Regions from separate parts of the Homo sapiens genome. Here region 2 is linked to region 1. Evidence: chromatin loops called from intact Hi-C (ENCODE). Cell type or tissue: endothelial cell of umbilical vein. All regions are shown on one strand. Links, peaks and the distances in the headings refer to the core of each region. The heading gives the core; the rest is flanking DNA.

Region 1 (10,921 bases), core at 1,119-9,118:
CCTCAGGATCAGAATTGTTATTAAACATTTAGAGACTTCTTCAGGATTAAAAAAAAGAATTACAGTAAGACATTTCATAGGAAAAAAAAACTAAAAGTGCTTGTGAAATAGTTATTTGGGGATCCTTTCATGATACCTGTAATGCCACATCTCTTAGGCATCTGTATATTTCACCAACTCTCACACCCATCTCTGGTGCTAAGGAGAACATACAAGGTAGTCTGCTCGGTCTATCAGTTAAAATAGTATTTAGCATGTAGTATGACAATTCAGAGATTCTCTGGCATTCTATAATTGCAGGAGAATTTTCAAAATTTAAATGACACAATCCTACAACCTGTGCTGCTGATATCACCAGATTCTGTGGACTTCTCTGCTCTCTTTAGAGTTAGTAAATACAAGGCAGGGACTAACCTTTACGATGTTTAGAATAGGGAATACTAAAAATATTTATGCTGAATGAATAAATCTTCAGTCAGTTCTTAGCTTTTAATAAATTAGAAAATGAATTTGCTCTGATAATGTCCTTCAAAACTTGGGCCTACATTTTTAGAACTCCTAAGACCAAGACCAAGATAGTCATGGGGGTTCCGATATCCCCATGATTGCCCACAATGACTATGATCGCAGAAATTAAGGGGAGATGGCTAGGATCAAGAAAAACACTTCTTATTTCAACATAAAAAGCTTAACATAGTCAAAAATTGGATTCTAAAAAGCTCATTTAAAAATTATAGGATTAACCTTTCAGTTTTCAAAGCAGAAAAGCTGATCATTAAGAACTAGAGCTGGCTATAAATTTCTGTTCTAATATGCCCAGGTGTTTGAACTCCTAGCAACTCATTTATTCCTTCTTAGTCTAAATGTTCTCATCTGATATAACAGGTAAGTAATACTAACATCACAGGTAAGCAAAAGAAATGCAAACTAAAATAGACAATGGATGAAAGAAACCCAACCAATTTTAAAAACTGAATATACTCAACATGTTGGATATTTTCTTGTTTCCAAAATCTGCATTAACTGCCTCTTCCATTTCCTGAACACACTTCTGGGGTCAAAGTGGTTAAATAGGCACTGCAGATTAAAAAAAGAAACAGCCAATGGTGGGAAAAGGCTGACCTAGATACTATCCTTGGAAAAGGAATGAGAGCTGGGTGACCAAGATTCAATTCAGCTGCAAGGATGTGGGCACATTCTGAGCCCCACGAGTTCTCAGGGTCACCCAGGATGAAGCAGAAATCCAAGGTACTAGGCAAAGGTTCTCTCCCCTTCAGTTCTGCCCTCTAACCATATGGAAGAAGGAAATCACATGAGATTTACAGCCAAAAAAAAAAAAAAAAACTGGCTCAAGTTTCAGCTCTACTACTAATGAAGAAATAATTGAAAAGTTCTGCTTTGAGTCTTAGTCTTTAAAAATGCAGGAAACAATAGCATCTTATAGTAAAGAAATGAGAACTAATTGGCATTATGTATATAAAGATTCTAGCATAATACTAAACATTCTACAAATTGTACTTATTTTTACTATTATCTCTTCAAGTAACTTAAGTTGGTTCTGCAAAAAGAGATTTTCCAAATTTTGTAGGAAAAGGCTTCCTGGGATTGGGCCCAATTCCTGAATCTTTAGTGGAATGCATGTAGAATTGTTTGATTTACGGAGACTTTTAAAAGGATTTTCCCAACTTTATCCAGAAGACAGTGTCCATTTTGTCAGGGTCTTTTAAAAATTATGATGTAGTGAAATTCTATAGGCACCCAAAACCATTTAGTGGAAAAAAAAGACAATGGTGCCCTGGGACAAAGCCTATGTATCAGTTTTCTATTGCTGCATAAAAAATGACCATAAACTTAGTAACTCTAAACAACACAAATGTATCATCTCACACTTCTGTGGGATAAAAGAGTCTGACATGGCTTAGCTGTGTGCTCTGCTCAGTCTCCCACTTAAACTGGCTATGGTTCTCATCTGGGCCTTGCAGTCCTCTTCCAAGCTCACTGAGGTTGTTGGTAGAATTCAGCTTCTGTGGTTGTAGGGCCCAGGTCCCTGTAACCTTTTGGCTGTTTACTGGGGGCTTCTCTCTCAGCTTCATTCCATCTTCAAACCAGCAAAGCAAAGGCCTGTTGAGTCCTTCTCACACTCTGATTCTCTCTGACTTCCCCTTTGGTAAAGGACTCGTGTGATTAGATCAAGCCCACAAAGATCATCTCTGTATCTTAAGGTCAACTGCCCTGAGACTTTAATTATATCTGCAAAATCTCATCACAGTAGTACCTTGCTTAGTATTTGATTGGATAACCAAGAGACAGGGATCTTGAGTGGCTGCATTTAGATATCTATTAATACCTCCCACAGCCTGCTTCTTCTGAACATCAGTTCATTTTGGTTTTCATAGCAGTTTTTGTTTAACAACAGTCTTTTTTTTACAATTATACTCACAAGTGTATCCACCACAACTCGCAACTATATTTCTTGGCACCTGCCATAGTTTAATGCGATTTGAAAAGACTATATTCTGTCAAGGCTTTAGAATCAGCAGTGTAAAGACCAGCTGTGAGGCCAAAATTCAATATTTTTTATGAGTGCTAAGAATAGTATCCCATATGCTGAGTGTTCCCCGTCTAGAGTATGTCTGCCTATATCCAGAGCAGAAATAAATTTTTTTAGATTTTACTAATTGATTAGATCACTTTCAAGTTGGCATGATATCAGCCTAATAATATTGACCAAAAAAAAAAATACCGAGTAAAGAATTCTACTTAAAAGAAACACGCAGTGTTTCAATCAGAAAGAATAAAATAAAATACAGCAGGTACTCCATATCGCAGCTGCAGCATGCACAGATTCAACTAACTGTGGCTTGAGAATACTTGAAAAAATAAAAATTAAAAATAAATAAAAAATAAGGCAGGTGCAGTGGCTCGCGCCTGTAATCCCAGAACTTTGGGAGGCTGAAGTGGGCGGATCACCTGAGGTCAGGAGTTGGAGACCATCCTGGCCAACATGGTGAAACCCCGTCTGTACTAAAAATACAAAAAATTAGCCCTGCATGGTGGTGCATGCCTGTAGTCCTGGCTACTCCGGAGGCTGAGACAGAAGAATTGCTTGAGCCCGGGAGGCAGAGGTTGCAGTGAGCCGAGATCATGCCATTGCACTCCAGCCTGGGAGACAGAGCGAGACTCCATCTCAATAAATAAATAAATAAACAAACAATATGAATGAAAAACAATATAACAACTATTTACACAGCATTTCCATGTATTAGTTATTATAAGTAATCTAGAGATGATTTAAAGTACATGGGAGGATGTATAGGTTATATGTAAATACTACACCATTTCATATAACGAGACTTAAGTATCCCCAGATTTTGGTATCCATGGGGGAGGGTTCTGAACCCAGTCCCTCAAGAATACAGAGAGATGACTGCATGGAGATGATGGTATACACATATGTTCATATATATATACATGGTTGTATAAAGCCTTTTTATTCCCTGAAGATTTAAAAAAATCTATTCTCTCCCAGTCTGATTTCTGTCACCTACTAAATTGGCTAGATTCTGGCCCCTTGATAACTTCATTTAGACTATGATTTCTGGACTCCTTATGTGAGATTACACATTTTCCTCATGTGTAAGCCATTTTTTATTGATCTTTTTTGTTACTTATAGTCAAAAGCATTCTAACATAAGCTACAACCTTCTTGTCCTTGTATTACACCTTTCTACAGAAAGAGAAAATAAAAATGAGTTGAGTTTACAGGTTGCTGACAAGTTTGGTGAAATGTCTGCTGGAGAAAGAGGTGTCGTCTATAGATTACGGTGGTGGGTGCGCATATGCAGGTCCAGATTTTTGGAGAACGTCTTTTAAAGTCTATCCAAAGACACTTTGAGAAAGCATAGGAATTGGGGGTGAATAAAACTCACTTTTTTTTTTTTTGAGACAGAATCTCGCTCTGCCGCCCAGGCTGGAGTGCAGTGCTGCGATCTCGGCTCACTGCAAGCTCCACCTCCTGGGTTCAAGTGATTCTCCCGCCTTGGCCTTCCTAGTAGCTGGGACTACAGGCACCCGCCACCAAGCTCAGCTAATTTTTTTGTATTTTTAGTAGAGACGGGGTTTCACCGTGTTAGCCAGGATGGTCTCGATCTCCTGACCTCGTGATCCAGCCAGCTTGGCCTCCCAAAGTGCTGGGATTACAGGTGTGAGCCACTGTGCCCAGCTGAATAAAACTAAATTTAATGATCATTCGTGGTCTGCTGGGCACTGAGCCATGTGGTGTAGGAGATACATGTTCTCATTAAATCCCTGAGAAGTAGAAAAGGTAGATGTTTTACCACACAATGTTTAAGAAATGAGCACAGGGAGGTTTAAAGAACTTTCCCAAGGTCAGTGGGACTGGGATTTGAACTTGAGTTTGACTGCAAATCTTTCACATCTTCCTAAGCTTGAAAGGTGAGTGCACCTGCGGGGGGAAAAGTTAACTAAGGGGTAACTTTTATCCCAATGTCTTTCAATCCTATTAATCACTAAAACACAAAGTATTCGTTATTTGTTCAACACGTATTCATATACCAAGCACTTGACTACGCACAGGAGCGTAACGGTTAATCAACAAGCATGGCCCTCATCCAAAGGAGCTTACTACGGAGGAAGCAGTCAGTATTCAAATACTGACATCAATAAATATATTGAAACCCTCAGGGCAAAGCAGCATGAAAACTTGAATTGTTTTTTACAAATAAATTGAAATGTCCCAGGTGAGGGGTTGGAGGATAGGACCTCAAGTTGTCTGGTCATCTGCTTTGGTGAGGCAGGTTCAGGACAGGTCAGATTCAGCTCTAAATACATTTTATACATTTTATTATACATTTTGTTCCCTTTCTCTCTCTCTTTCTTTCTTCTTTTTTTTTTCTTCCGAGTTTCGCTCTTGTCTCCCAGGCTGGAATACAATGGCACAATCTCGGCTCACTGCAACCTCCATCTCCTAGGTTCAAGCGATTCTTCAGCCTCAGCCTCCTGAATAGCTGGGATTACAGGCGCCCGCCACGACGCCCGGCTAATTTTTTGTATTTTTAGTGGAGACGAGGTTTCACCATGCTAATCTCGAACTCCTGACCTCAGGTGATCCGTCCACTTCAGCCTCTCAAAGTGCTGGCATTACAGGCGTCAGCCACCACACCCGGCCCCTTTCCCTTTCTTATTGCCATTCTGAGAAAATACTAGTTTGTCCCTCTTGCACAAGTTTTTCCCTCAGTGAGCTACCATTTCCAGGAGCAGCCCTGAGTCTCTGAAGTTAAAGAAAAAAAAAAAAAGTTTAGTCTGCTTAATTAAGTTCTTGTTGCAAAACTTTCTTAGTTATTACTCTCAGTTGTAGCTTTTGGAATCTAACAGCCCCTCGCTTATGAGCCACTCATATCACTTACTAGCCTGGAACTTTGAATAAGTTACTAAACTTCTTCAAGCTGGATTTTATCATCACTCATTTATGCAGGACGTATTTTTGAAATTGTTGCAATTGTTGCAAATACTTGAGAAGTTTCCACCCTCCTTTGCCTTCTCCTAGTGCTTCTTCAGAGGCTATGAAGGGAACAATTATCAAGGGTCACGGTAGCTGCCTAAAAGGAACCTGTGTCTAGTACTTCAGTGCTTCCGAGCTCTCAGGTGGGACAGTAAAGCCTCTGTCTCCTCTCCATGCCAGGCAAAATGACCCAAAAGGAAACTCCCGGGCCTGTTGACTCTGAGCAAGCTGGGGCAGAACGCTTCCGAGGGCTCTCTGGAGCTCAGACGGCGCTCAGCGTGAGTTGGACCAAACATTCTTAGGGTTGTATCATCATAATGAGGCACAAGGGGGCAGTAGTGTCCTCCATGATAGCTAGAAAAGCGATTTCCAGTTCTTTTTCTTAAGGGATTGTTCTTTTCCTAAGCTTGGTGCCTGTCTGGGTAAATTTCTTTCAAGAAGGCTATTTCCTTTTTATGAACGGTGACAGCCTCATTCCTACATTAGATAATTTAAAAAATTAACTATTTCTGGGAATGGGGCCCAGAGACTCTGATCTCCATTTTGGATATTACATTTGGTGTACGTCAGTCTGAATTCACAATCACTTTTTTGGCAGTTGGGCCACCTTTAATTTAGTCACCAAAAACTTGTAGATCTTAGAAAACAAATAAGCAAGACAACGCCACTAAAGTTCCAAAGCTTGAGTCTGAAAACCTTCTGAAATTGTTAAGTGTATGTGGGCTCTGGAGTCAAAGCTGCTTGAGCCTGCTTTGCTGTTTAACAGGGGAACATTTTAAACCTTTAAGATGAAAATAATGATACTACCCTATCTGGAGGTTATTATGAGGCTTAAATAAAGATAACCCATGCACAATGTCTAGCGTCGTGCCTGGATGTATAAACACCCAGTACACATTCCCCATGGAGGAAATTATTTCTACAATGATGCTCGTTCTGAACCTGTTAGCTTTTGTCATGTTTTCATGTAATATGGGATATTATGTTTATCCTTGTTAAATACCATCTGCTTATTTAATTTCAGAGGATTTTCAGAATATCACACCAGTGTTCCACTTCCTTAGTTATTACTCTCAGTTTTGTAGCTTTTAGAATCTAACAGCCCCTTCCTTATGAGCCACTCATATCACTTACTAGCCTGGAACTTTGAATAAGTTACTAAACTTCTTCAAGCTGGATTTTATCATAATTAATTAATGCAGGACATGTTTTTGAAAGCATATTATATGTCAGAGAGTGTAAGAAGAAATGGAGCTAAAACAATCAAGACAGATGAAGTCCCTCCTGGAGTTTGATGACTATCAGAGAAGTCACACATAAAACAAAGTTCTGTGTAAATAACCATTCAGTTACAGTTGCGATAAGTGCTACAAACCAAGTATGGAAGGTCTAATTTATAGGGAAGACTTCCCTGAGGATGTGACATTTAAAGAGGGACCTGAAGGATAAGTAAAAACTAGCAGGAGATATTGCTGGGGAAGAGGCAAAGGAACCCTGTGTACAAAAACCTGTGATGTGATCAATGACTAAAGAGATGGCAAATGTGCCTGGGGAGTGTGGTCTGAGACAAGGTTGGTTAATTTGGGGCCTGCTAGTTACATTAAGAATCAAGGTCTTTGCCATTCACAAGATAGGTATCATATACCTGTTTTTCAGAGCTCTGGAGAGAATTAAGAGATGATTTACATCAAGTGCCCAGCACAATCCCAATCGCATTCTAAACACTCAGCATCCCTCTCTTTTCTGTTTACTCTACCAGAGTTGAATTTTTACCTCTGGTTTATTATTTATTCAATACGTAATTATTTAGCGTCTACTGTGTATCAGGCTCTCTGTTATAAACTGAACAAACAAAAGGGGAAAAGCAGACATGGTCTTGCCTTTATAGAATCTCTCCACTGATGAGCTATTATGTTCTTTGTGCATATGAATTTATTTCAAGGGAACAATAGTTTCAACATATATGGCGATTAAAATCTTGTGCTCCTATCTCCAAAAATTAAAAGTAAATAAAAGCAAGCAAGCAAGCACACAGAATAAACTCACATTGCCATGGATTGCAATGTAAATAACTCAAGATTATGAACTTGTATGTAGGAGTTACTTCTGCATGTTTCTTTGCTTTTGCTAATGATTAATAATAACGAGTCCAGGCCAGACACAGTGGTTCATGCCTGTAATCCCAGCACTTTGGAAAAACAAGGCAGGAGGATTGCTTGAGGCCAGGAGTCCAAGGCCATCCTGGGCAATATAGTGAGACTCAGTTTCTTAAAAAAAAAAAAAAAAAAAAAAGTTAGCCAGGAGTGGTGGCATACACCTTTTGTCCTAGCTACTCAGGAGGCTGAGGTGGGAGGATTGCTTGAGCCCAAGAGTTTGAGGCTGCAGTGAGCTATGATTGCTGCTGCACTCTAGCCTGGGCAACAGAGAGAGACTGTCTTCAAAATAAATAATTAAAAAGAATAATGATGATTGTTTTTACAGTATATTCTTGCACATGGTACAGATGGTTAGAATAAATCTCTGTACTACTGAAAGTGCTAATAAGTCTCCATTATATTATCTTAGGGGCTAAGTATCCTTCAGGAGGGCAGAAAGACTCCCAGCTATTAGGTGTATCTAAACCCCACATGGCTATGTTTACCCTGAAACTGAGGCAGTCTAACTCTTATTCCTTTCTGTTTACCTGTTTTAATATATTGCATATTTATCTATTTAATATATACAAATGTTGTCTTCTGATAAAGGTCCAGAAATTCCAGGCATATAAAAGAGCTTCAAATCCCAACAATTCTACCACATTCACTTTTCATTTCCATCTGCACATTTTTCATTTTTAGAGCTCATGGATAGTCTAGACATTTATTTGCAAATATTATGAAGGTATTATTTCAATCAGCAAGGGATTCTCTTCAAAACTTATATGAGCTTATGGTAACAATTCTTATTCTCTCTAGTGAGGCATAAAGCTAAAAGTTTTATGTTTTTGCCCCGTAAGGAAGGAAAAACAATGCATGTTTTTGTTTTTTTCTAGTATCTCACAGATATTTTCATTTCCTGGTTTACCAGTTGTTAACCTTAATGCATCCCAGAAGGAGATTAATATTTGGATTTAAATAATAGGAGCTCTACTTTCGGTTTCTTGTTATCTTTGCTGGGAGATGAGAAGTCTGGGGTGGTTTATTCTCTGTACAACCTCTCAAAATTGTACTATAGACCAACATACTGAGGAAGATAAGGAGCAATCCCTCCAGTACTTACAATGCTCATATGAAAATAGATGATTTTCTGAAAGAATTAGAATGCTATATTTTATTAATTGTTTCTAGTTAGACTTTAATTCCAACAACTAATATCTCCTTCTTTAAGAATGATTTCCCTAATTCTACCGTTAGGAAATTATTTAATTCTACCATAATTATGTTTTATTTTTTTCCATTTTATGCCACTGTGCCAGGCACTGTCCATTTTATGACATATTTGTGTCAGCTTAACAAATCTAGCTCATCAGTTCAGAATCAACAATGAACCAAATATTACTGTAGATTATATGTTAATACATAGGAGCACAGTTATTACATGTATAACTATTTCTCCATTTTGTGACCATTATAGGGTAATTATGAATAGATGAAGGCATGATTACTTTAGATCAAAACACAGGCAAAAAAAATGGATCTTCTTTGGGGAAATGTTTTATGCTATAGACTGAAAGTGTGTGTGGCCTCCAAATTCATATGTTGAAACCTAATCTCCATTATGATCATATTGGGAGGCGGGGTCTTTGGGAGGTGTGTTAGTTCATTCTCAGGCTGCTATAAAGAACTGTTCAAGAATGGGTAATTTATAAAGAAAAGAGGTTTAATTGACTCATAGTTCCACAGGGCTATAGACGCCTCAGAAAACTTAGGGCAGAAAGGGAAGAAAACATGTCCTTCTTCACATGGCAGCAGAAAGGAGAAGTGCCAGGTGAAGGGGGAAAGCCCCTTATAAAACCATCAGCTCTTGTGAGAACTCACTCACTATCATGAGAATAGCATGGGGGCAACTGCCCCCATGATTCAATTACCTCCCACTGGATCCTTCCCAGAACACATGGGGATTATGGGAACTACAATTCAAGATGAGATTTGGGAAGGGACAGAAAGCCTAACTGTATCAGGAGGTGATTAGGTCATAAGACTTAAGTTTTTAATGAATAGGATTAATGTTCTTATAAAAGAGGCCCAAAGAGCTGCTGTGCCTCCTCCGCCAAGCCCTAGTGACATAATGGAAATATGGTCTTCCATGAACCAGGAAGAGGGACTTTACCAGTAACCAAATCTGTCAGCACCTCGATCCTGGACTTCCCATCCTCCAGAAATGTAAGAAATAAATTTCTGTTGTCTATAAGCCACCCAGTTTATGGTAATTTGTGACAGTGGAGGTTGTAGATTACAGAGAAAAAGTGGAGGTTGTAGATTGCAGAGATGAATTAGTGTAGTTTATGAAACCATGAAGTTTGACGTTCCTGAGGGATATCCCAGAGAAGTTGGGAAACCAGTAATTAGAAAGGAGTTTGGAACTCAGGTCAGAGGTCAAAGCTTACAGCTATCAGTTTGTGCTCCTTTAGCACATAGGTATAGAGATCTCCCAAGGAAAATACCTAATGAAGAAAACCAGGGAGCTGAATGCACAGCCTTGGTGGGAAGCTACATTTAAAAAACAGGAATGGGATAAGCAGTCCATGAAGACCAGGATAAAGTAGACAGAGAGGTACAAGGAGAAGCCGTAGATTATATCAAAGGAACCAAGGAAGAAGAGGCATTCAAGTAACTCAAGGCCTCCACTCCCAAACTCAGCAGAGACTTCAGTTAGGTCCAGAGAAGTCACAGGAGAAAGTGTTAGTAGCATAGACTCTGAAACAGGCTGTGTAGGCTTGCATCTAGTCTCCACTACTCACACTAGCTGTGTTTCTTAAATTCTTTGTGCCAGTTTATTAATTTACTTGTGCCTCACTTGCCTTATCTGTAAAATGGGACTAATAGTATACTTACCCCATAGAGTTAATACAACCATAACATTGACCAATATTTGTAGAACCTTAAATTCTTAACTCATAGTTAGAATTAAATATATTTATTGAATTTAAATCAAGCAATTCATAGATGTCAAGATTGGAAACTATTCAGTGGATTTGCAAATGAAATGTAGTTTTGACACACACACAAATCAGTACAAGGAAAACTGGGGAAATCTGAATAAGATCAGTGGATTACATCAATGTGAGTAACCTGATTTAATATTGTACTGCAGCTTTACAAGATGATACTACTGGGGGAAATGGTACCTGGTGACCTCCTTGGACTATTTCTTACTATTGCATGGCAACCTATTGTTATCTCAAAATAACAAGTTTAATTT
Region 2 (10,921 bases), core at 1,063-9,062, 700 kb after region 1:
TCAGGAAAGAACACACCCATTTATTTAGTCATTCATAAGCACTGAGTTGAATGCCTACTGTAAGACAAGCCCTAAGAGTACTTATAGTAAACATACACTTGATTCTACTATGACATAAAATCCAGAATCTGATGGCCAATCCTACTGACAGCAGCTAAGAGTAAGAACTTGACATGCTCAGCAGGTACATAAGATATACTTTCCAGATCAATGCTGGATTATGAATGCTTTCTGTCCACAGGATTCTCTACATGCTCCTTTCCTTACCTCCATCAATTTCTGATGTGGGCAAGAAGGATTGTTGTACCCAATAACTGAGTCTACAAACTCAACTCTCTTCATTATGTCTAGGGCAATGCCCAGTGTCCTAAGACCACCAGTTGCAACCTCCTACAATAACCCCATTACATTGGCTAATTTTGTTGATATATCTGAATACATACATATCTGACTATAAAACATGACTCTGAAACTTACTAGATATTGGACATTGACTTGTTCGCCTAACTTCTCCAAGCTTTCTCAGTCTTTTAATTTGGAGACCAGGCATGAAAAATATTTATTTCACAGAATTGTAGTGAGGGTTAAATATTTAAGATAAGGTACCTGACACATAGTGGGCACTCTCCAAGAGTGGTAGCTTAAAACATGCAAATAACAATTCTTGGCTCCTTATTCTGTGCTCTGGACTTACATGTGAGTTCTCAGCTAGGAGTTAAGGCTCATTCTGAAACTAAGCTAGTGACCTGGTCCTTCATGTGCTCCAGCACCTGCAAACAACGTGTATACTCTTCCCTGGAGCAAGAACACCAAAGAAGTGAGGTGGAGTGCTTCCTTCTTTTAGTCCTCTAGTTGTCAGCTGGAATACTGACTGCTATGAATGAACTGACCACCTGGTACTATGCTTCTGGTGGTCATTATCATCCAGCCCTTACAACACACAAGTTCACTATGCTCTACCCACTACCCCTAGAGATCAGGATCATTGTCCTCAGGCCTGTCCTGCCTAGTTCTTTTGCTTCCTCCTTTTCCCATTTGTTCAGGGTATTAAAATCCCAAAACCCTGCAAGACTCTGCCCAGTCAAATTATGAACACTAAACACCGAACTCCAAAGTCTAACCCACAATGTTTATAGTATGCTGTGGATACATCTGACTTATATTAAGACACTTCAGGGAACTTATGTGACTCAACACTCAATGCTGACCAAGATGGCCCCCTAATCTAGGCCAGATGGCAAACTGATCATTAACTTCATTCTGATGGACTTGTTTTCCCCAAAATGAGCTGTTATAATTAATCCTCTGTTATCTGGCATTTTATCAACAAATATCATTCATTAACTAACATTTTCCCTGCCAGTTCAACTACAATTAATTATCACAATGATAAGCTGTGGCACTAAGGGATTCTGAAATCATCTCAGGATTCAGAGAGTGACAGAAAGAGAATAAGAGAGAGAATGAGAGACAGCAAGAGAGAGAGGTCAAATCATGCTCAGTAGAATTTTAATATTAAGGGTATAAAGCATTGCTTCTGCAGTGTCCTGGAAACCCCATCCCATTTATACAAATGCCCCAGATAACGTCTCCTAATGGGGCTGTCATGTAATATATAGAAAATCAACATACTTTAGAGTTGGCTGAATTTCTTCAGCAAGCATGGCCTCATCCCCACCCTACAATCGCAGTACCCCATCCCTGGCATAGGTCAAGTCCATAGAGGTGAAGCAAATCTATCTAATCCTGGCAGAGACAATATATCACTCAGTATCATTGTATTTACCATCCTACACTTTAAAAGAAAACAAACTCCTTACCCTGATCCTACAGCTTTTCAGAATGATTAAAAATCTTTTCTGAAATATGTCATGGCCAGAATCTCAATGAAAAAAATGTGACAAACCAAAACCAAACCAAACCAAACCAAAACAAACACACACACACACACACACACACACACACACACACACACACACAAAACAGAACATAATAAAACAAACTGGATACAACAACTTTTCTTCTGGGTTTTGGAATTAATTTTTACTTCTTAAGGATTGTTAACTTCAGCAATGGGATGAGTGCCCCATTTGGTACATGGTAGGCATTGAAGGCATTTTGGTTTGTTTGTATAACAAGAGTTAATAAAAAAATGTAGGTTTCCTGCAGCCAACTTCCAAAAATATATAATAAATATTTGAATGATACGTGTTTCCAAGTTGGAAGCGGTCTGTTTTTCTGGATTTGAGTCTGTTGTAGGAGCTACACGCAGCCTGCCTCATTGCTCACAACACTACACCACAACTGTGTGGTTGACGCTGGAACTGTGGCAATGGAGCCACTTGAGGGCTACGGGGTTAGGCAGAGTAAATGAACCGGCCTCAAAACCAAGGCCGTCTCCCTCTGCAAAAAGATAAAAGGAAGGAAGCAACAAAAGGTGGATATCTTCATAAAAACATTCTCAGATAGAGCATCTCATGTAATTCACAGCAGACACGCCAAGACATGATAAGATTCTTGTTATTGGGATTTTAATGATCCCAGAGTCCTGCTGCGTCAGTGTCCTGTCATATCAGCTCTGTGGCTTTTGGAAAAAAAGAGCATGGTGTTTTCTGAAAGTCGGAAGGCCATTGTGACTCATTTCTGAGACTCTCTCCCACTTAGGTATATCAAATAGGTATGCTGCTTTGATCAGGTTAAATTTTTAAAGCCCAAGGGCACTGAGGATGTGGCCATGTTAATAATGCAGAGCCGCAAAAACTTTAGGAAATATCCTGTTATCCCATCAGTGTGGGCAGCAAGCCTTGGGTAGCACCAGCAAACCCTGAGAGATCCTGCCAGATGGAAAGCTGGCACTGATGGGAACAAATTCTGCCCCAGAGGATCTTCTTTGAGAGTAACCCTTAGGGCAAATGGATCACTCTGCAAAAAGCTTACTGGAGAAATATAGGGGTAGGTAATCACATGTTTGATTTCTTGCAATCCAGGTTCCAAGCTCAAGAAAACCTATTCCCAGATATAAAGTCAAAAAGAGAGAATAAAGCCAAAAACTAGGATGAAGGAGAATGATCACATAGTTACTAAAAGAATTAAAATGTACAAGGAAAGACAATAAACATCAGAAAGGAAGAAGAAGAGAATAAATGTGTGAAAAAGACCTGAGATCAGGCCCTTGATTAGCAGGGAGAAAAGAATCTGAACAAGGCAAGTAAGGGAACCCCTACTGCAAGGTACTGCCTCGGTACCGGAGCACAGCAGGCAAGAAAGACTGCTCGCAATCTCCAAAGAAAACATTTCAGAACAAGAGAAAATGAGGTAAGTTGTGCTTTCATCGCTTGCATTACGCGGCGGACCCAAGTTCGCTTGAATGGTAAACGAGCGATGATTTGTAATAAACGGTTTAGGCTGTGGGGTTGGCTCTTCAGTCCTAACACAGTCCCACTCTCTGGGGACGAGTCATACTAGTGGCCACATGCCTTATAGGATTTGGTGTCACCCAGAGAAAGAGAAAAAAATCTAAGACAAGCATCTCTCATTGTCACTATTAATAGGAACTTAGAGACTGATTTTTGGATCACTTGCTCTTAAACTGTATTCAGATGTTGTGAAACTGGCTGGCTGACAAATCTAATCAAATTAACTCCACCTTAAAGCAAAACCCTGTTTCGCTTTTTTGCTAGCGCACTTTTTTAATTATTCAAGCAAAACAGCTTTCTTATTCAATTTGAAATCTGTATTTGTGCACAAGTTTGTCTCACATTGCTCAACATCATCTATTAACTGTTTACACACAGCAGTGATTCTCCAAAACTATTTTTGATCTTCTAAACACATATTTAAAACACATACAAACAGAAGAAAACACTCTGAAATAAAATACACTTTATTCTATTATATTATTATATACACTATTTTATTTATTTATGTTATTATTATTTTTCTTTGAGACAGGGTCTCACTCTGTCTCCCAGGCTGGGATGAAGTGGTGCAATCGTGTCTCACTATAGCCTTAACCTCCTAGGCTCAAGTGCTCCTCCCATCTCAGCCTCCCAAGTAGCTGGGACTACAAGCACGTGCCACCATGCCTGGCTATTTTCTTCCCCCACCATATTACCCAGGTTTGTCTCAAACTCCTGGGCTCCAGTGATCTGCCAGCCTTGGCCTCCCAACATGTTAGGATTATAGGTATGAGCCACCGCACCTGGCCAATATACATTATTTTTATCATAACCAATCCTCCCTTTTTAAAATTTCCTCTGAGACTTCTTCCCAAGTTAATCATCAATTACTACAGAGTAAATTTTTTCAAGGGGAAAAAAGTCCTTCTATTTCAAATATACTATGAAATAATATCTTCATCTTAAAAACATGATTACAAGCATCTTTTAAAATATTATCCTTTCCTTTCAATGAAAACGTTTTGTACAAATAACTTGGGAAACAAAAATGCTTTTCCTGGTCAAGTAGGGATTTTTTTCAGACAGCTCCTCTGCTGCCCTCTAAAGTTCAAGAAAAACATAACAGCTCTACTTTGCAGACAGCATTTTTTTTCCACTGAAATACCAGGATTCTCTAAACTTCAAAGATAATTGGACTCATTAGTCTCTGCTCTCAATACAGTGTGGCCAGGCACGTCTGCTCAAAGTGTACATGTGATAATACCGAAATTAAAAAAAAGCTTAAAGGGCAGGTGTTGATGGTATTTTTAATGCCATTGCTACTAAATGTGTCCCTATGATTCATGTGTTACTACACAACATAATCATGTAAATAGCCAGAATTTTATGTTTGGAAAATAATCCATAACTTTTGGGATGTTCATAATTTGTGTTTTGCGCTTTTCTGTTAACTACGCCACAATTGTGGCCGAAATATAATAAAAATGAGGACAGTAGGCATAATATTGGGACTGTCTGCTAAGAAATAATACATAAAGCTATGACTCAGAAAGTGATGTATGTTGCTTCCTGAACTCACCCACTTTAATGACAGAGCCAGGGCCTTGACATCGGGACAGATTATTAGAACGTGAAGGTTGGTACTGCCGGTTCAGAGAAAGGAGGCAAGAGATTAGCAAAAAGCAGGCTGTATAATGACTAGTCTGGAGTGGAGAAGGGAGGGAGATTAGCTCCTTTCTGTTCTTTATGTTAGGGACAAGGCAGAGAGCAAAAGAAGAAAAGAGGAAAGGAGAAAGGGAAGAAAGGAAAGAGAGAAGCAAGAGGCAGGGAAGAAAATGCAATATAGAATATTCATTGAGCCTCTTCTTTGAACTAAGTACTTTAACTTGTTCACAATAATCTTGTAACATGCTACTCTCTGTTCTACAGATGAGAAAATTGAACTTCAGGAAAAATAGATAATGTGGTTTAGTTGTACAGGTTGTGTACAGTGCAGCCAAGTGCAGAAAGGAAAGGCAAATGCACTAGACATTGCTTCCTCTGCACTTCTCTATGCTTTAACCAAATAACCTTCTGAGTTCCAGCTAGGGAGCTGGCAGGAGAGATGAAGAAGCATATGAAAAAATAAAGAGAGGCACACAGTCACAGACAAGAAGGAGGATTAAGGGTAATTACAACCCCAAAGAGCTTGTGGTGACTCACTAAAAAGCCACAGGGAGAAGCAGTTAGTTACAAGAGAATTCTTGGCCAAACGCCCAATTCAAGGGCCAGCTGTTGATAATTTAACAAAAAAAAAAAAGTCCTCTTTGAAAACCTAAAATCATTAGAGAAGTACTTTTCACTTCAGCTCTGCATCAGCAGTTAGTTTGGATCAGCAGCCAGGATGGGGCATTAATGCTTTAGGTAGAGGGGGTCTCAAAATATGGCTCTTGGATCAGCAGCATCAGCATCTTCTAGGGATTGGTATAAACATAAATTCTCAATGCTCTCCCTACCTCCAGGCTCACAAAATAGGCATATCTAGGGGTGGGGTCTAGAAATCTCTGTTTTAACAAGGCTTGCAGGAGATTGTGGTGCATGCTTAAATTTGAGAACTAGGTTTGTATAAGTCCTTTAATTTGTTTGGCAAGTACTCTCTGTGGCTTTTACTATCAAGGCAAGTTTGAGAAGTTCTGTTTTTAGGAATTGAGGAAAAACTTTTGCCCTAGGCCCACTGAAAAATGCTTCCTTCCTCTGGAGAAAGCGATAGTAATTCAGATTCTCTTCCCTCATTTCAGCTGTGGATTCATTGAAATTAGGGCAGTAGAGTACTAATTCCCAGAGTCCTAATAAATTTGACTTCCTACTTCTGGGTGGAGGAACAGAATTGGGAGAGTTGCAGAAGCTAGGGAATTAAGAGAATAATAATTAGCAAATTTTATCGGAATCTTTATCTCTGTATTTCAGTTCTAGAAATTGAGTATTTTATATATTTTATCATGATTATATAAATGGAGCTAAATGAGTTTCCTGAAATTTACATTTTATGCACAGAAAACAGGCTCTGCCAATATTTATATGTTCTAGTTCCTATAGATTGTAGAGAAAGGGGAATGAGACAGTAAACAATGGGCTTAATTTCCTTTTCAACAGGGCTTCATAATTCAGTATCAATCTTGTGGAACAGATATTCCCATTTCACAGGTGAGGAAACTGAGTCTTCTCTGGCTACCTACTCAGCTATGGGCAAGATTCAAAAAGAATTCCTCCATCCCTGGATTTTAAATTCAAATGAGAGGACCTATGGTATCCCTTTGGGGTCAGAAAATACATCATACTTTATTTTATGTCCCTAATAATATCTGGTAAAACATCTGACAAACCATTTAATCGATTTCTAAATAAAAATATTCTTCTTTCTTTTTATTGGTTGCATTTGGAGAAAGAAAACAAATACTTCATGAACTGAAATGTATCTGCATCTTTTCTTGGCATGAATTCACTTTCTACTTTGTATCATCACAAAGATGACAATGTCCCATGTGGCAGAGGTGCCTTGAAGTTAACCAGAAATTCCTGAAGCTTTTTCCATAATGTAGAGTTGTTGCTGGGAATGGCTGCCCAGTCAGGGACTACATTCCTAGGCATCTTTCCTAGGGATCTATAACAAATTCTTGTTAATGGAATGAGAGTAGACACAATGTGTGTCACATTTAGGGTGGAGCAGATAAGAAGCAAGCATTACCTCCATTTCCCAATCCACTGAGTGCAGAGGACCCCGAGATCGTAGGAGATGGTAGAGCAAATAGGGGGATAGAACCTGGAATCCTGAACCATGAGAGAGAGGAAAGTCTCCAGTCCCCCCAGAGTGCTCACAACATGAGTGAGAAAACCAATTTCATTATGTTAATTGGCTGAAATGTGTGTGTGGGGGGGTTAATATTACTACAACTATCATTACCTTAATCAGTGCATTTCATTTCTTCTCTTAGATTATCATGTTTTATGTTAGATGATGAGGTTTTTGAGGGTAGTTTCCATGTTTGGAAAAATATGGATTATATAGCTGAATCAGGAGCTGGGTTTTTCACTCATGAGTTTTGAGGAAACTGGTGTTTTTTCTTCCCCTTGGCTTCTCTTCAAGGAGATACTGATTACAATAAGTTGACTATTTGAAACGCAGTTCAGGTTATCGGTAAAATCTAGGCTATGCAGTCAGCTAGATCTGTATTCAATCCTTGGTTTTTCTCTAATTAAATGTATGAACATACTCAAACTGCCCAGTTTTTCTCCTCTTCTGCAAAATGAGTGTTAAAAATCCCTATATTCTAAGATTATTATGAAGATGAGAGTTAATATTTATAAATGCCTAGTATAGTGCCTGGCTCATAGCTAGCATTAGCCACTGGTGGTAGACTTCTAAAAATATGTCCTCTACTTTTCAGGAGAGAAATATACTATGTCAAAGCCATCAGGTTTGGTCATGTGATTTAACTTGGTCAACAACGTGTAAGCAGAAAAGATGTGTCACTTGCAAGTTGAACCTGATCTCTTTCTTTCTGACATGATGATTGGCAACGTTTCGTTAGAAATTGCTCCATTATACTGGATATCGAAATGAAGATGACTTGGAGCAAAGCCACAATTACCCTACAATAGGGCAAATGTTACTTTTGCTGCTGTAAGACATTAGGATTTGGGGACCATTTGTTACTGCAGCATAACCCAACTTTTCTGAAAAATACATAAAATATATATTTCTCAGTCAGGGAATACGGGGAAATCCTTTAAACTGTCAAATTCTCTATCGGGAACTGGGGCATCTAGCCCTTTCCCTGTCCCTCCCACCTTGCCTCCTAAGAATGACTAATAATAAAAACAGCATAGGCTTTGTCCTTGCTCCCCTTCCTGGAGAGGCTGTAAAACTCTACAAAATACAGAAAATGAAATATTTTCTGATGGTAAAAGAGTTTTTTTAAAAAATCTGAAGACAGAATCAGATCTCCATGCTGTCCTTTGGGAGTTCAGATTTTAGAAAAAGAAATTGGAGCTTTACATACATTTAACATACATCATTTAATTAGAGTATATATCTTCAGTGAGCACAAGAAAACTTTAGATAAGAGTTTCATACTTTGTAGTGAAGCAAAGTTAGTATTGGAGAAGTCTTGTGGGGAGCAACACAGAAGACTGAGAATTCTTTTTTTTTTTTTTTTAAGACAGAGTCTTACTCTGTTGCCTGGGCTGAAGTGCAGTGGCGCAGTCGTGGCTTACTGGAACTTATGACTCCTGGGTTCAAGCGATTCTCCTGCCTCAGCCTCCCCAAGAGCTGAGACTACAGACAGGTGCCACTATGCCTGGCTAATTTTTGTATTTTTAGTAGGGATCAGGTTCCACCATGTTGGCCAGGCTGTCCTCAAACTCCTGACCTCAGATGATTCACCCGCCTCAGCCTCCCAAAGTGCTGACATTACAGGCGTGAGCCACCACTCCCGGCCCAGGCAACTTAACAGAGCTGAATTCTTAACAGGGCTGAGAATTTTTAACAGGGCTGTGGAGTAACAGAACTTGATGGAAAATTGGCATCTGTGTAGAATGATTCTAAAGCTTTCAGACAAATGGCAGAATCCTAGGGTAAAAATATCACCTTTATTTTCTTTCATGAACTCTATCAGTGGAATATATTTAGCTGAATTTCTACTTAAGAGCAGGCAAGACGAAAAAAATGAAGGCCACTGAGAATTGTGTCAATTACTCTAACTTTTCTGTTATTATTATTATTGAAACTGCCACAGTGCACCTAGCAATTTGCTGCTCTATGGTCCTATTAATCCAGAGTCTGCAGATGAAAAAAGCAATGTTTTTATGCTGACTTTACTATAATCACAGTGAAACAAAAAACGATCAATTCATTGAACTCCAAATATGCCTCAGGTTATGATCTTACTTTATCGGACATTCTTTGTAACACTGAAGAGATATTTCAAAACTATAAATTGTGAAAGTCTCCCTACTCTCCCTTCCACAGTGGCTAAGACATCTTAAAAAGAAAGCCTTTCCCCAAAGCATTATCTATAGTGATCATACCTTTCTGCAGAAGCTGTCCCAGGTCAGGTAAGGAAAAAGGAAGGGGCAGAACAGAAAGGAGGGAGAGACTTCACATGAGGAGGAAACAAGCACATTAAAAATAATTAAAATCGGCCAGGCGCGGTGGCTCACGCCTGTAATCCCAGCGCTTTGGGATGCCGAGGTGGGCTGATCACAAGGTCAGCAGTTTGAGACCAGCCTGGCCAACATGGTGAAACCCAGTCTCTACTAAAAATAATAAAAAAAAAATTAGCCAGGCATGGTAGCAGGCGCCTGTAATATCAGCTACTTAGGAGGCTGAGGCAGGACAATCGCTTGAACCTGGGAGGCGGAGGTTGCAGTGAGCCGAGACTGCACCACTGCACTCCAGCCTGGACAAAAGAATGAGACTCCATCTCGAAAAACAAAAAAAAAAGACGTTAATAAAATAAATTAATTAATTAAAATAAAAATAATTATAATCAATGCTTTGTTCTATGTTGCCTACCTTATATTCTTTACAGTTTTTGTTCATACTCTCTCCTAACATATTTTTATTAGGAGTTTAACAGGCCAATATATTCTTTCTAAAATACTGTTAAAAGACACACAGGAGAATATATATATCTCTACTTTTATGTAAATCAGCTTTACCATTTTCTAAGTGTTTACACATTAGAGTTGCACTTTACTCCCAAAGGTACACTGAGTTGTATCCAGATTGATGCTAATTATCATCTTACAGATGAAACTGGGGCTTAGAGAAGATGTGACAGAAGTGAAAGCGGAGCCCAGACCACCGTACCACAGCTCATTCCACATGGAAATGCCTTTACCTACCTATGAACTGATACTCAGAGCCTGGCAACAACTTTCAACCCTCCACTCACCGACTTTTCCAAATAAAAGCAAGTTACGGGTCAAAATGTTGTCATTTGACATTAACCATTATTTAACCAATGTCCCTATAATCAAGAGACACTTAGAGCATATATTTAATGTTGATCACCCTTGGCACACTGTTCAAAGACCAGTTCAGGATGATGAAAATCAAGTTCTCATTTTCAGGCCTTACAAAACTATACTCTGGAACAGTCCTCGAAATGCAAATTTGGCTATATCGCAGCTACAGAGATGAAAGCTTTGTGAAACTCTGATATTCTAGTTAAAGACTATTCATATCCATTTCTAGAGTGACTTCTGATTTTGACATATAAAAATATGTTCATATTTTTCACCCATTCTGGATGATGCAAAATCTAGCTGGTATAACCATGTTATTTAATTTTTAATTTCCGCAAACCTCACTTTAAAATGCATAAACCATTCTATCATGAAGAGCACCTTTTTTTCCAATGCGCTGTTATTAAATTCTTATTCCTGCAGTGCCTTCTCACAGACTAGTTTTCTACAAAAGAAAAAAATAAACTCATTGCTTTTCATATGAAGACCCAGGGTTCTGCCTTCTAGATTAATTA

Evidence for each region. A loop is a pair of places that touch in the nucleus more often than their neighbours do. Peaks named below come from ENCODE experiments on the same cell type or tissue, not always from the same donor. Only the 100,000 strongest peaks of a DNase experiment are listed, where the experiment ranks them.
Region 2: a loop joins it to region 1, with 19 times the contacts of the local background. A loop is called at or near these places in 41 of 110 quality-filtered maps.

Annotation. Positions count from the first base shown.
Region 1 is chr4:20,767,746-20,778,666 of GRCh38, forward strand. All of the region lies in intron 3 of KCNIP4 (potassium voltage-gated channel interacting protein 4), which reads right to left. Among named protein-coding and RNA genes, the nearest start is that of PACRGL, 73 kb to the left of the region's middle. In endothelial cell of umbilical vein, for the core only: a CTCF peak has its summit at 5,836 (motif pointing right); a DNase peak (open chromatin) is centred at 5,866; H3K27ac peaks cover 415 bases.
Region 2 is chr4:21,465,139-21,476,059 of GRCh38, forward strand. All of the region lies in intron 1 of KCNIP4 (potassium voltage-gated channel interacting protein 4), which reads right to left. Among named protein-coding and RNA genes, the nearest start is that of MIR7978, 5.8 kb to the left of the region's middle. In endothelial cell of umbilical vein, for the core only: a CTCF peak has its summit at 4,501; no DNase peak of the experiment used is centred there; H3K27me3 peaks cover 623 bases.